2 separate regions of the Mus musculus genome follow, and region 2 is linked to region 1. Evidence: chromatin contacts called from ENCODE Hi-C data. All regions are on one chromosome and are shown on one strand. The core of a region is the stretch at or near the end of the contact, and the rest is flanking DNA. Distances in the headings are between cores, read along the strand shown. Region 1 holds the start of Chd1 (chromodomain helicase DNA binding protein 1). Region 2 holds the start of Spaca6 (sperm acrosome associated 6).

Region 1 (6,742 bases), core at 1,720-4,219:
TGGCGTTGGAGCAGGCAGTAATTGATAAATGCCTATAATTTCAATGCTCCATTTAATTTGGGGTGAGAATTTTTGTGGAGAGCGGTGAGTGCTTTACCACAGATCCTAAGGCTGTCTTACACATAAAATGGCCCAACATTTTATTTCCATAAACTTTATTTCTAAGAAACAATATGGTTCAAGTAAGAACTCTAAAACACCAATATAAAAATAACAATCGAAAAAAACAAAAACAAACAAACAAACAAAAAAACATAAACTGAATTCACGTCAATTTTATCTAAAGTTTTCTACAGTGGTAGAAATAGTTCCCAATAGTGCTGTCCAACATAGTGGACATGTGTCATATGTCATTTACATACTATTTGAAATGTCAGGTGTAACTTAGAGAATTTTGAATGTTTTGTAATCTAAACTGTTGCATGTGGCTAGTAGCTAACTGAACAACATAGGTGTAGGACATAAAACTCCAAAAAAAGAGGAGTGCAGAAATTCTTACTGCATTTATTTGGACAGTTCATTAATGGCCAAATCAATTTTAATGTCTCTTTACTGTTTCAGCTTCAATTACTTCAAAATATAAACCCTCCAATAGATTTAAATAGATCAAAGCCTTCTATAGTCCCTGCTATCTTGCTATCTTTACACACACACACACACACACACACACACATAATATGCAATGTTAACAAAACTGCTATTAGAGTCATTTTAACTTTTGCCAAGCTAAGACAATTTGATAAAAACACTCAGTTTCAGGTCTCAGGTAACCAGCTGGTTTAAAGAACTTGCTTACCTTGATTCTCCGCTGCCATTTCTAACACTTTCTTCATCACTGTGTCCATTCATTGTAAATATCAAGAAGTTTTAAATAAAACAAAAATCCCCTCAGATTAATAAAAGATGAGTATGAATGCAGATTTCCTCGAATATCAAAATTTCAAAGATGAATTTTCTTCAACATTCACGGGTTTCCTGGGGCTCTCTCTGTGTCACCTGCGGGAAATAGATTAGCAGTTAAGAATATGTGCTGTAGGAAAAGATGTAAGCCCGACTTAGAACTCCCAGAAATGGACCTAGGCCATCAGACTAGAGGTGGCTCGAAGGCCCAGACGCCTTTCACGTACAAGAACTAGGCATCTATTAAGTGCATTCTTGCTTGCTAGGACTTAGCCTGCCACTGCTAGTGCTGTTTTGACAGAAGAGCAACAAACTTTCCAGACTAATTACTACTGTGTAGCACTATTTATATAGATTCCTAAAACAAAGTAACATATACATACTCCCAAAGAGGAGAAAATGCTACTCGGTAACTTCGACAAACAAACGACGAGAGGGTAAGGGTTATGTTTACTGAAGCACTAACTCCTATTACTAAGAACTTCATATCCAGCTAAGGAAAGTTTTTAAATGTTCATTCGGAAAAGAGAGTAATAAAAGGTTATCATGATCTTAGCAAAACTACAAACGTCAAAACAGACAGTTTTTACCAGGTAAACCAATGGTAGAGTGGAAAAAAAAATTATATACCCAGTAAGGTACTTAAGACGCCTTGAAAAAAAACATAAAAAGGCAATACAAAGAATACACACTGTATCTTATTTTCAAGGCAAACGACGGGGACGGGGGTGGGGAGCAAGACAATATTTCCACCTCTCAAGATTTCCGCCAGAGCACTAGAGTCACCTACAAGCCAACCACGAATAAACAAAGGAGATCTCTGGCAGGGGAGGGAGAGGAAGAAGCGGGGGAAGGAGACGTCAGATCCTTCCCCAGCCAGAAAGTACCACCAAGACACACTCGGGACGCAACAGAGTTGTCCTCCGACTCCAGCAGAGACTTAACTGATTATTTCCACTCCAAAGAACAGAGGGGCCAAACAGGCTGCTGCCACCTCCGCCCGGGGGGCCGACTCTGCACCTGGATCAGGATTTCCAACCTGCAGAGCTCAGTCTCCATACCTCTGGGAGAACAGGTCACCTAAGATCCACAGCACTCAACAGTAATTCCTAACGTTAACTATTAATTCCAGCCCCGGTGAAACCGGCCGAAGTCCTCCACCTCCTCTCCGCAAAGTCTGCGCTGAGAAAGTTCACTCGCCTAGGCGCTTTCCCTTTCACCTTCCTCTCGCCCCTCAAGATGGCTTTCCCCGTCCGCTGGACTTCCTTTCCAGCCTCGCCTCCTTTCTCCGTCCGGCCCTAAGTTCTCCTCCGAGCGCCCGGACTCCGGACGCTCCCGCGTCTCAACAATAAGAGCCCCCGAAGTGGCCAGGGCTCCCTCTGCAGCCTCCTTCCCCGCCTGGCAGTTGCCGGGCTCCCGGCTAAGTTTGCCGGGCGGCGCCGCGCGGGGCCGCTGCACCTTCTCCCCGCAGCCGGGCGCCGCGGCCTCCTTCCCGCCTCCCGCTCCCGCAGCCCCGCCGCGCGCCCTCCCGGGCTCGCCCGGCCACCGCCCCCTCCCCCCCACCCGCCCCGCGCTCCCACGTGCTGGTCCCCTCCGCGCGCCGGGCAGCGCCGCCAGGCCGCTGAGGATGCGCCGGGCCGCTCTCCCACGCCCCCGGCGCCGCGCCGGGCCTCGCGGGCCTCGCCCGCTCCCGGCCTCCCCGGCCTCGCCGACCCGTCCTTACCGGCGGGCACAGGGCGAAGGGTGGCGCGGGCCGGCGCCTCGGGCGGAGGATGCCCCGCGCGGGGGCCCGCGATCCTGGATGCCCAGGCCGCGGGACCCGCGCCGCGGACGGCAGAGGGGGAGGGGAGGCAGCGGGCGGAGACGCGCGGAGCTGGGGAGCGGGTCCGACGATCAGTTCATCTCCGGGCGCCCGGGCCGAGCGGGAAGTACCGAGGGCGCCTCCTCCGTCCGCGCTCCCGCCCCGCCGCTTATCGGCCGCCGGCAGCCGCCATGACGCCAAGACCGCGATCGAGCGCAACCGTCTCCGCCGCGCGGCGCCGCCGAGGTCGCTGTCGCCTCCGCCTCCCGAGCGACGTCACCGCCTCGGTTCACTCCCCTTCCCGGCGCGCGGCGGCGGCGCGCACGCCCGGCCTTTCCGCCGACGCGCGGGGGCGGGGCGGGGCGGGGCGGGGCGCCGAGGTGGTGCACGCCCCTCGGGGAAAGCCACCGAGTCCAGCCCAGGCTCGGCCTTCGCACTCGTAACCGGCGCTACCCCTGGCGTTCGTGGGGCTCCCGGGGATGGGCGCTCTGGTCACGGCACGGATGCGCAGGGATCCAGAGCGGGGGCCCAGGACTGCCTGCGGTGGGGGCCGGCCGCGCGCGCCGGGTGTCCGGAGTCCGGTCGGAGCTGCTGCGTCACCCGGGCAGCTAGAGAACTATTGGGCAACCTAGTCGCCTCCCGCTGCGATCTTTGCCTGGGCGACCAGCGACTAAGTCTCCTCCCGGGCGGGGCTTTAGTGAAAGAGAGAAAATAGAGTTCGAGCTGCTGACCTCCCAGGACGCTCCTTGATTCGTGTGTGGGTGGCCCATGCCTGGTTCATAAAAGAACTTTTACAACTGTGCCTGCCTAGATCGCTCCCTGGAATGCGGGTGGAAGGGTGCCGTGCGGAATCGGAACTGGAGGGGCGTTGGTAACTGGATCTAAGGTGCTGCAGCTTAGTTGACAGTTACTGTCATTACTGTATCCGCAGGCCTCAGTATGTCGAAGCAGAATCTCTTCAAGCGTGGTGATGTAGCAATCTATGTACGGTTTTCAATTTTGTTTTTATTATGCTTTTTGGTTTTGAAAGAGCGTTTTATTATGTAGCCCAGGGTGGCCTCAGGGTGATCCTTCGAAGTTTAGGCATTACAGGCAGGCGTGTGCCATCACCACAAGGCTGACTGTTTTTGCAAGGATTTGGAACTTTGTTTGCTTACTTGTTTTTAAATCAAAATTCTTTCTGATTTCATTACCTGGCCTGCAAATAAAAGATTCTTTAAAGACAGTATACAAAGCCAGGCTGGTCTTCCACTTCTCCATCTCCCTGCCTCAGCCTCCGGAGTGGTAGTAAAGGAATTGCTGGTGTACCCACCTTGTGGGTCTAACTTTTTAAAGTTTTCAACTTACTTTTTGAAGTTGCATTTTCTGTAGAGACCTCTCCTTCGAAGTCAAATGAGTTTGGCTGCCATAATATCTCCAAATGATTCTTAAGCTATTTGGGAAATTTCTAATGAAAATTTAAACTTTGCCCGGCGGTGGTGGCGCACACCTTTGATCCAAGCACTTGGGAGGCAGAGGCAGGCTGATTTCTGAGTTCGAGGCCAGCCTGGTCTACAAAGTGAGTTCCAGTACAGCCAGGGCTACACAGAGAAACCCTGTCTCGAAAAACCTAAAAAAGAAAGAAAGAAAGAAAGAAAGAAAGAAAGAAAGAAAGAAAGAAAGAAAGAAAGAAAGAGAAAGGAAAGGAAAGGAAAGGAAAAAAAGAAAAGAAAAGAAAAGAAAAGAAAAGAAAAGAAAGGAAGAAAATTTAAACTTGGAGCTTTATGTTTTGAATAAGATCATAATATACTTCAGTACTCTGTAAACTCTTAGAAACACTGGAGGAAGAAAGACTGGAGAATATAGAGAAATACAATGTATAAAAAATTGCAACAATCTTGCATGTTCAAGTCTTTTTTTTTTTTTTTCCTTTTCCATTTGAGACAAGGTTTCTCAGCATAGGTTTGTGGGTTATTTGTTTGTTTCTCTAGACAGAGTTTCCAGGGTCCTGGTGTTCCCTGTCCTGTTCAAGTCTTAAAAGTAACGAAAAAAAAATACTTGTCAGCTGAGTGACTAAACTCTGTTTCAATTTTTCAAATTAAGTTTTGTTTCTTGTTAGTGTTTGTGGGTGTGCCACAGCCCACGTGAGGCAGTGAAACCAGCTTGCAGGGCTTGATTCTCCCCTGCCACCATGTAAATCCAAGTGCTGGAACTCAGATCTTAAGACTTGGCTGGTATCTTTCCTCACTGAATCGTTCCTCTGGCTCATTCACATCTCTTCTTAGTATATCAAACAACAGCCTAGGGGTGATTATAAACATGTAAATAGCAGAAAATCTAGAAAGTTAGCATCAACTATGAGGGAATTTCATTTTGCTGCTGTACAATTTCCATCTGGAACACTTCACAGACCTTTGGGAGAGTATGACATTTACAGAATCTAACACATTACTTTGTGAATCCTTAACTCTTGAAACATTCTACTAGCAGTGACTGCCAGTGGATGTCTGTGATGGCCAATCTTCGTCGTCAGCTTGATAGGATTGAGAAATATATAGGAGATGTGTAAAATGAACAACTGGATGTGTCAGTGAGGTCCTTTCCAGAGAAAATGAAAGGATTAGGCCTCCAGCTCCTCCTTGCCTGGCTTCAGATTTTGATTGATGCTATGGAAGTGTGGAAGGTAGAGCCTCGGTGGAAGAAGAAGTGAATCACTTGGGGCCGTGCTTTGGAAGAGTAATCTCAGCTCTGGCCCCAAAACAATTAGCCAAAATAAATCTTTTTCCTATAAGTTGATTTTCTTGGAGACCTGATCATAGTGATATGAAAACAAACACCACCACCACCACCACCCCCACCCACACACACACACACGTGGTATTCTTAAACTGATATACTGAGAAACACTTCCAGAATGGTAAAATATGTTCCAGATAGAAAATGGTAGCTCTTTCTCCTTTAATTTTGTGAATCCCAGTATAGGGATAAATATATTCTTTCTCCTACTTAATATTTATATAGAGACAGTCTGACTTAAGATTGCTCCTGTTAGTCTTTTTTTTATTTTATAGCCATAAGGCATTGACATATATTCTGTAGGAACAACTTTTTCTGGGGTAAAGAAATGCCCTATAAGACACAGTGCTGAGCCTGGTGTGGTGGCACACGCCTTTAATCCCAGCACTCGGGAGGCAGAGGCAGGCGGATTTCTGAGTTCGAGGCCAGCCTGGTCTACAGAGTGAGTTCCAGGACAGCCAGGGCTACACAGAGAAACCCTGTCTCGAAAACAAACAAACAAACAAAAAAACAAAACAAAACAAACAACAACAACAACAACAACAAAAAGACACAGTGCTTACCCATAAATCCCCAGTCAAACGTGAACATAGGGTAGACAAAACAAACTCAAGTACCCAGTGTTACTGAGTTATTGTACTCTGTATGACTCATGTGTTATATGCACTTTGGCTTAGGTTAGGGTATCTTCAGTTTTAGCCTGTGACATCAACCCCAGTGCCTTGCCAAACTGGAGGAGATTTCCAAATATCATGTGTAAATTTACAAAGTTCTTTGATAGGTAGGCTTGTGAAATTTTAAGTCATAGTAAATGTGACGCATTTTCTACTTTGCTAATCATAATTTTGTAACAGTCGCTGTTCCAGTGTTAGGCAAAACATTCTCCCAGGACAGAAGTCTGGCTCTGTGCACCACCTCTCCCACCATGCGTGATTTCCAACGTATGCAGTGTTTGGAAGGATTTCCTAGTTCCTTCTGATATCCATCTCACAATTCCCATATTCAGACATCTTGAATATCATATTTGGGAATTTTGACTGATGAAATTAGTTTCTTGTGTGTGTTTTTTTACATTGACTGTGTGTGTATACATACATGTGCAGGTACATGCTATAATTCACATGTATGTGGAGGTCAGAGAACAACTTGAAGGAGTCCCTTTCATTACTTGGGGTACTTAAGATCAAATTCAGGTCATTAAACTTGGCAACAACTGCCCTTACCAGCTGAGCCATCTTGCTAGCTGGTAAATCCTTTTCTTTTTAA
Region 2 (6,742 bases), core at 1,780-4,279, 2.1 Mb before region 1:
TGAGGTCCTGTCCTTTGGGGGGACCCTAGACAAGTATGAAAGTTCATCTTTTTTGTCAAGTTCATAGGATTTAGAATCATTATGGAAACCAACCTCTGGACCTGTGGAGGAGTGGGTAGGCGCACCCTGTATACGGGTGGTACCATATCATGGACTGGAGTTCCAGAGTGAATCAAATGGAGAAAGCTGAACACCATCATTCATCTCTCCCTGCTTCCTGTGTGTGCAGACACCTCACACTCCTGCCATGTCTTCTTGACCTGATGGACTATACCCTCAAACAGTGATCAAGAATAAACCTTTGTTCCATTAAGCTGATTACCAGGTATTCTGTCAGAGCATGGAAGGTAAAACCAAACTACATGTGTCTATGAAACTGTTAAGAGGGAGTTAGAAGTATTAACTAAAGCATGGTACATTATGGCTCATCTACAAGGAGAAGTACCAGAGTCAAGAAGCTGGATCTAAATGAAGCATCTGGGGCCAATGCTTAACCACAGGAGCATGATCTAGAGACAGTTGTACTCCACAGGAGCATGATCTAGAGACAGTTGTACTCCACAGGAGCATGATCTAGAGACAGTTGTACTCCACAAGAGCATGATCTAGAGACAGTTGTACTCCACAAGAGCATGATCTAGAGACAGTAGTACTCCACAGGAGCATGATCTAGAGACAGTTGTACTCCTCTTCACTATGGCCTCAGATCTGCATCAGACCCCCTCCTCTCTAACCAGAACCTTCACCTGCCCCCAAATCTGTCTCACATTAGAAAGAGCTCTCCTACTCCCAAAAGCTACCCTTGGTCTATTTTTCCAAGTTTTCAATATGGAGACATGTCCAGTCAACAACAGTATCCATATCCCAGCATTCTACATTCCTTCCATCTCTCAGGTTCCTCTGATTTTTCTTTGGACACACAGAAAATTCTGGATAGTCCTGGACACTCCTGAATAAATGGTCCCTTTCTTTGTTTGGGGGGGCCTCTGATATAAAACTTAGTGGGAACAAAATGAACCATTGTAGTTGAGGAAAAAAAAAAAAAAAAAAAAAGCCTTGAACTCCCAGATTGTGGGAATGGCCAATTTATCCTTTAATTGAATAAACAAACAAAAAGGAATTCTCACATAGCTATAATACTCCTATCTAATATACTTAAGAGACTGTGTGCCCAGCAGTTGGGAGCATCTGGTGTGATTAGTGTTAATCACATCTTTTTGAAATTCATGTCCTCAGATCCTTATGTCTGCTCCATACAGCTACATGTGTATGGTGTTCTCTAATGTCCCAGGAAGAGTCTGGCCCTGACTATGTCTATGTCTTCCCCTGAATGGCTAGCTCCACTCTTCCTATCTTCACTAGCCATGAGCAATGTGTGTGTGTGTGTGTGTGTGTGTGTGTGTGTGTGTGTGTGTGTTTTGTTTGAAGGGATCATATCTTCTATAACACCTATCTCAAAAAAGAACCATTCCTTCCCAATGAGCTCCGACCTCTCTGGGAGATAAAGAGAATGTCTCACCCTAGGAGATGAGAATGTCCCACCTTCAGAGATGACAAGAATGACTCAATCTGAGAGCCTAAGAAATTTACTATCTTACAGGTGAGTAGTTGGAACCCAGGTTGAGAGGCAGGAACACATCCAGGCTTCAGAGTCCTGACAGTGAGAATCCCAGATAGGTCACATGTACTTGACCCCACAAAAGCTTCAGACTCCCTGTGACTTATTTACTTCCCTCAGTTCCTTGCCATCTTTGACTCCCCTCATCTCTGGAGTTTCCTCAACAAATAACCTAACTCAGACAGGTTCCCAGGGTCACTTCCTCAAGATGACTTTCCCCACCACTTATGCCCATAAAACACTCACCCCGTCGTCTAGCAGCCTTCTCCTGAAGAGAAACTGTCATCTGTGTAAATTCATCATGCAGGTAGCTCCTCTCATCATAGTCTGAAGGTAGATGAGACACCATGGCACAAACCTGGTTCCATGGTGTTCTCTATGTCCCACTCATGGCTGAATATCTCCAAGCCCTGTGATCATCCCAGATTCTATAGCCCCAGTCTATTGTTCTATGTGCCCCACCTAGAGCTCTCTCTCTCTCTCTCTCTCTCTCTCTCTGTGTGTGTGTGTGTGTGTGTGTGTGTGTGTGTGTGTGTTTCCCTAACCCTAACCTAAACCTTCAATCTTGGTATCTCTCCATCCATCTAATCTCTCTCTCTCTAGGCCTGTTACCTGGTACCCTGGATCTGCTTCCTCATCTACATCTTTACTCCAACCCCATTGGTCTCTGTCCCACCTATCTCTAGATCACTGTCTCTCTATTCTTCCTGAAACTACTCTCTGTATCTATACCTATGTCCCTCACTTTGGGACTCTGTTCCTGTCTTATCTCTATGTACCTTACTCTCTGTGTGTCTCTCATCTCTCTGGATTGATTCCTAGCTCTCTGTCCCTCTCTCCAGGTCTCTAATCTCCCCACTCATCTGTGTTCCCAATCCATATCCTCTCTCTGAGCAATGCTTCTACTTTTCCATCTCTTTCCCTTACTGTCTTTAGACTCTCTCTGAGGCACTGTTTTGTCTGTCTCCACCCCACTCTGGACCTGTTTCCTTCCATTGTTTCCACCTGTCTCTCTTCTCTGTGTCTATGTCATGATCCTGTACTTGGCTTTTCTTCTTGGAGTAGCTCAAGGAATCTCCTTCCCCTCCCCAGGGCCCTGGTTCAGGAAGGAGGGGCTCCTCACTGATTTTCATGTCTTTGAGATCTTCAAAAGCCCCTTCAAGCTCATTTCTGCACAGGTTTATCTTGGTTTCCTCTCTGCCCACAAACAGCTGGCAGACACGGAGGCGTTCCTCATAGGTAGTGAAGCAGAAGAGACAGGCCCACGTGGATGCCCTGAAGATCAGCAGGAACAACAGGACAATGCTCCCTACTAAGGAAATAAGACCCATAACAGAGGGTCTCCGGGTCTGAGGAGAAGATAGTGACCTTTGTGAGGTCATTGTGGGGGAGGGGGAGCCTGTGATCAGAGATTGAGTTTCAAATGATGGTCAAGCATCAGGCTCCAGCTAGAGGAAGGTTGCCAGGGGTCACCTGAAATCCCTAAATTTGTGGCTGGGCCAGGCGCCAGGCTCCCAAGAACCTCACCTGTGACCCTGGACGTCCTCACAGGTTAAAGGGTCTCAGGGACCCAGAGGCCGGCAGTGTAGCTATGGTGGACCAGAAAAACCCTTTTCCCCAGAGGTGGGAACGGGGAAGCGAGACAGAAACAGATACCCTAAGCCCCAGAAGATAGAAAGGAACCAGGAGATGCCTCAAAAAGCTCAGAAACCCAGTGTCACAGAGATACATTCACAGCACTAGAGAAACAGAAGCTTCTAGAACCCTAGAGACATTGGCATAAGAGACAGAGACAGAAAATTCGAAAATCTCAAGATGGCATAGAGACTGCAAAGAAAAGGGATAGGATAGAATGTGAACAGAGAAGACACCCCAGCTCCTATCAAGAACTCTTGGGCAATGGTGTGGACCTGGGGTCCCCGCCGGCCCCTTCCAGTGCAGGGCGCAGCCTGGGGAAAGCTAGGAGGCCGTATAGTGATCTCCTCGGGTGTCTTCCTCAACTATACAACCTCCTACCTCAGCCCGGGGGGCGCGGCAGGTGGGCAGATTGACAGATGGATTGATGGGAGACCAGAAGTAGGGAGGGTGGGGAGGGCCGGGGAGGTCCCAGCCGCGATGGTGAGCCCCCGACACGGACCCACAGACACGAGCTTGTGTGCGGCGAAGGCCCCGCAAGGTCGGTTCTACGGGTGGGTGCCAGGACCCAGGAGTCCGGGCCCCCGGCCCCCTCCTCCCCAAGGAACCCAGGAATTCAGTCCCAGCCCCAAAATCTAAGCCCCAGCCCCCCTCTTTCAAGGCCAGAGATCCAGACCTCAGCCCTCCTCCCTCAGTCCCAAAGCTTCCTCCCTTAGACTAAGGGGTAGTGGTCACAGCCCTCCCTCCCACAGATCCAGGGAAGCAGACCCTGCCGCCTTGCACTCAATTCTCCTCAGTCCAGACCCAGGGACTCAGTCCCTAACCCTCACAGTTCTCCTCCACCCCATAGCCCTCCCCGGCAGACTCAGGGTCCAACCAGGCACATCCCTTAGAGAAGACAATCTGGTTAGAGACCTGACTTCTGCACTGCAGAAAGGATGTATCCCCGTTTGTCTTGGCAATCTGAGCCCCTTCTGTAACCCCTAAAGGTTTCATATCCCAGGCCTGAGTTAAAGGCCTTCTGAGTATCAGAAGTCCTCATGGGTCTCATGGAATAATCCTATCTTTTCCAAAACCATTCTCAACCTTTGGGGTGATAGCTATGGTCAAGGAATAATGACACCAACCAGGACCCTGTCTCCTCAACACCTCCCAACTCAGAAATGAGGTCGCTCCCAGCACACAGGAGCCCCCAGAGGGGAAGCCACTAGACCAAAGTCAGTTGTCGGCAGGTGGGAGGAGCCCTAGGACCTGCACCCACCCTGAGGCTCTGAGCACAGAACTGGTCTTCTGGGGCTCCCAGGTTCCATGTCCGTCTTCTTGTTTCTTTCTCTCCACCCATTTTTTCTTACCTTGCTCTTTTCTTATTCTCCCTTTCTTTCTCTGTTTGTATCATCCCTGATGAGGTTTTCCTCTTCGCCCATATCTGAATGCCTGCTCCTCCCGCTGTCTCTGTTCTAGCTGACCCTCTTTACATTCACCTCTCTTCCTCACCTCCTATCTTCTATATCTACTTCTCAAGTCTCTTCCTCTTTTTCACAATCTTCTTTCATTTCCTTCCCTGGCTTTGTCTCTCTTTTTCTCTGGATTCCTATCTCCCTCTCTTTTTCTCCTCCCTGCTTTTTTATTTAGTCTAGCTTCTACCCTCCTCCCATCTTCCAGTCTCCTCCCGGGGTCTCTCCCTTTCTCTCTCTCTTTTCTCCTTCCCTCTTCTCCATCCCCTCCCCCCATTCTTCTCCCTTTCTCCTTCCCTCTCTCTCTTCTCTCTCTCCCTCCCCCTTGCTGCTCGGAGCCAGGTCTGGAAATGGGGGTGGAGTGGGGATGGAGTGGGGGTGGGTTGAGAAGGGGCCCTGGGCCGGGGTAGCGACCTGCTGAGGAGGGGGAGGAGAGGCGGGAAGAGGGCGGAGAAGCAAAAGAGGAGGCGGGGGACCTGAGACCAGTCTTCGGCCTGAGCTCAAGTCCTCCTTTCCCTCCTTCCCAACCTCCCAGACCCTCAGGCGGGGGCGAGAGTCAGGCCAAGGTGGGGAGGAAGGGGAAGGGAGGAGCCCCCCCACCCCCCCCCAACCAACCTGGCTCAGAGCCCAGGCCTGGGTTCCCAGCATGCCCCGGGGCTGCCTGGGGCCTGAGGGGGGGGGGGCGGTGAGGGAAAGCAGGGAAGGGAGAATCTTTAAGATTCTCCAGCCCTGAACATCTCTCCACACACCCTGCAAGTTTCTCTTCAGAGGGCCAACTGAGGCTCACAGAGAAGGTTCCGAACTGGTTCAAGGTCACTGCCCCAGGCTTGGGTGCATCTCCCTTGGGTTCACAGGCTTGCTTTGAGGAAGGGGTAGGCGCTCGACTTCTCCCTGGGCATGGGTCCCCTCCCCCTCTTTGCAGACCCTAGGGAGCCCCCAAGGGTCAGAGAGCAGACCCAAACAGTCTGGCACCATAGCAACCAACTGGTCCCGCCCCCTTAACCCCTGGAGGGCTGGACTCCAGCTGGGGCTAAAAGGGGTGGGGGAAACCTGGTTCTCAGGAAGGAGCCCCCCACCTATGCCCCAGTCCAGGCAGAGAAGAAGAAAAATGTCTGGGGCCCTGACTCTTGGGTTCTGAAGGAGGAGGGGATTGGGGTTGGCCTATGCTTATGTGCAGGAGGTGATGGCTGGAGAGTGGACTCCTTAGTCAGAGGCAAGAAGGAAATGGGTGACCCAGACACCTGGGTCCTGGGCAGACCGCAACCAGGGCTTTGGCTTGTGGAATCTGGGCAACGGCTTGGAAGATAGACCCTGAGGGAAGAGGAAGCTGAGACCCGGAATCCCCGGTCCTCAGAGCAACCTGGACGCTGGGCCTCTCTACTACCAGACAGCCCCTGCCCCAGGCGCTGACCCGGGTCTGTCTGGCAGCCCAGACAACCTCCCCCTCCTGGCACCCTCCCACTCACACGGCTCACCCTTGACCCCGCAAAGCCCCGCAGCCCCATCTCTGCCCCTCCCCCTCCCTTCCAGCCAGACGTTAACCCTTAGGGCGCTGGAGGCACCTCCAAAGCCAGACAGTTTTCTTCCACCTCCCCTGCGGTCTCTAGCATCTGGTCCCTTACACTTTGGGATCCTGCAGCCTCCCTCTAGAATCTAAGAGATCCTTCTAGCTTCTGAAACCCGGGGACCCTAGAATCTAGTCTCTAGCTCCTTCCAACAAAGATTCAGAAGTCTGGGTTCCCAGCTCTCCACCCTCCCTCCCAACCACCACCACCACCACCCCCCTCACACACACACACACACACACACACACACACACACACACACACACACACGCCACCACAACCACCACCACCACTTCGCTATCCAAGCCAGAAGCCAGAATTCCAGGCCCAGGCTAGCTGCCTCCTCCCTTGGGGACCCTGGAGTCCGGCCCAGGTCCCATCCCCCTCCGGTTCCGCAGACTCACCGCTCCGCAGCTCCAGCGTCGCTGAGACCCAGTGTCCTCCTCCAGCCCCAGCCCCAGCTTCTCCAT

What was found. A loop is a pair of places that touch in the nucleus more often than their neighbours do.
Region 2: a map of heart shows a loop between it and region 1 (4-fold over the local background). The contact joins the promoter of Spaca6 here to the promoter of Chd1 in region 1. A Hi-C loop is called at or near these places in 2 of 37 maps with a recorded cell type or tissue (T-helper 17 cell and heart).

What each region holds. Positions count from the first base shown.
Region 1 is chr17:15,701,194-15,707,935 of GRCm38, reverse strand. It overlaps Chd1 (chromodomain helicase DNA binding protein 1), which reads right to left and starts at 2,969. Exons shown (of 36, transcript NM_007690.3): 1 at 2,624-2,969; 2 at 797-996. The coding sequence starts at 849. It overlaps 5830433I10Rik (a long non-coding RNA gene), which reads left to right and starts at 2,559. Exons shown (of 2, transcript XR_001782213.2): 1 at 2,559-3,622; 2 at 5,168-6,742.
Region 2 is chr17:17,827,262-17,834,003 of GRCm38, reverse strand. Spaca6 (sperm acrosome associated 6) reads right to left here and starts at 3,029. Exons shown (of 9, transcript NM_001162909.1): 1 at 2,742-3,029; 2 at 1,865-1,945. The coding sequence starts at 3,000. It overlaps Mir99b (microRNA 99b), which reads right to left and starts at 3,816; the gene lies at 3,747-3,816. It overlaps Mirlet7e (microRNA let7e), which reads right to left and starts at 3,652; the gene lies at 3,560-3,652. It overlaps Mir125a (microRNA 125a), which reads right to left and starts at 3,192; the gene lies at 3,125-3,192. It also overlaps a transcript of Has1 not described here.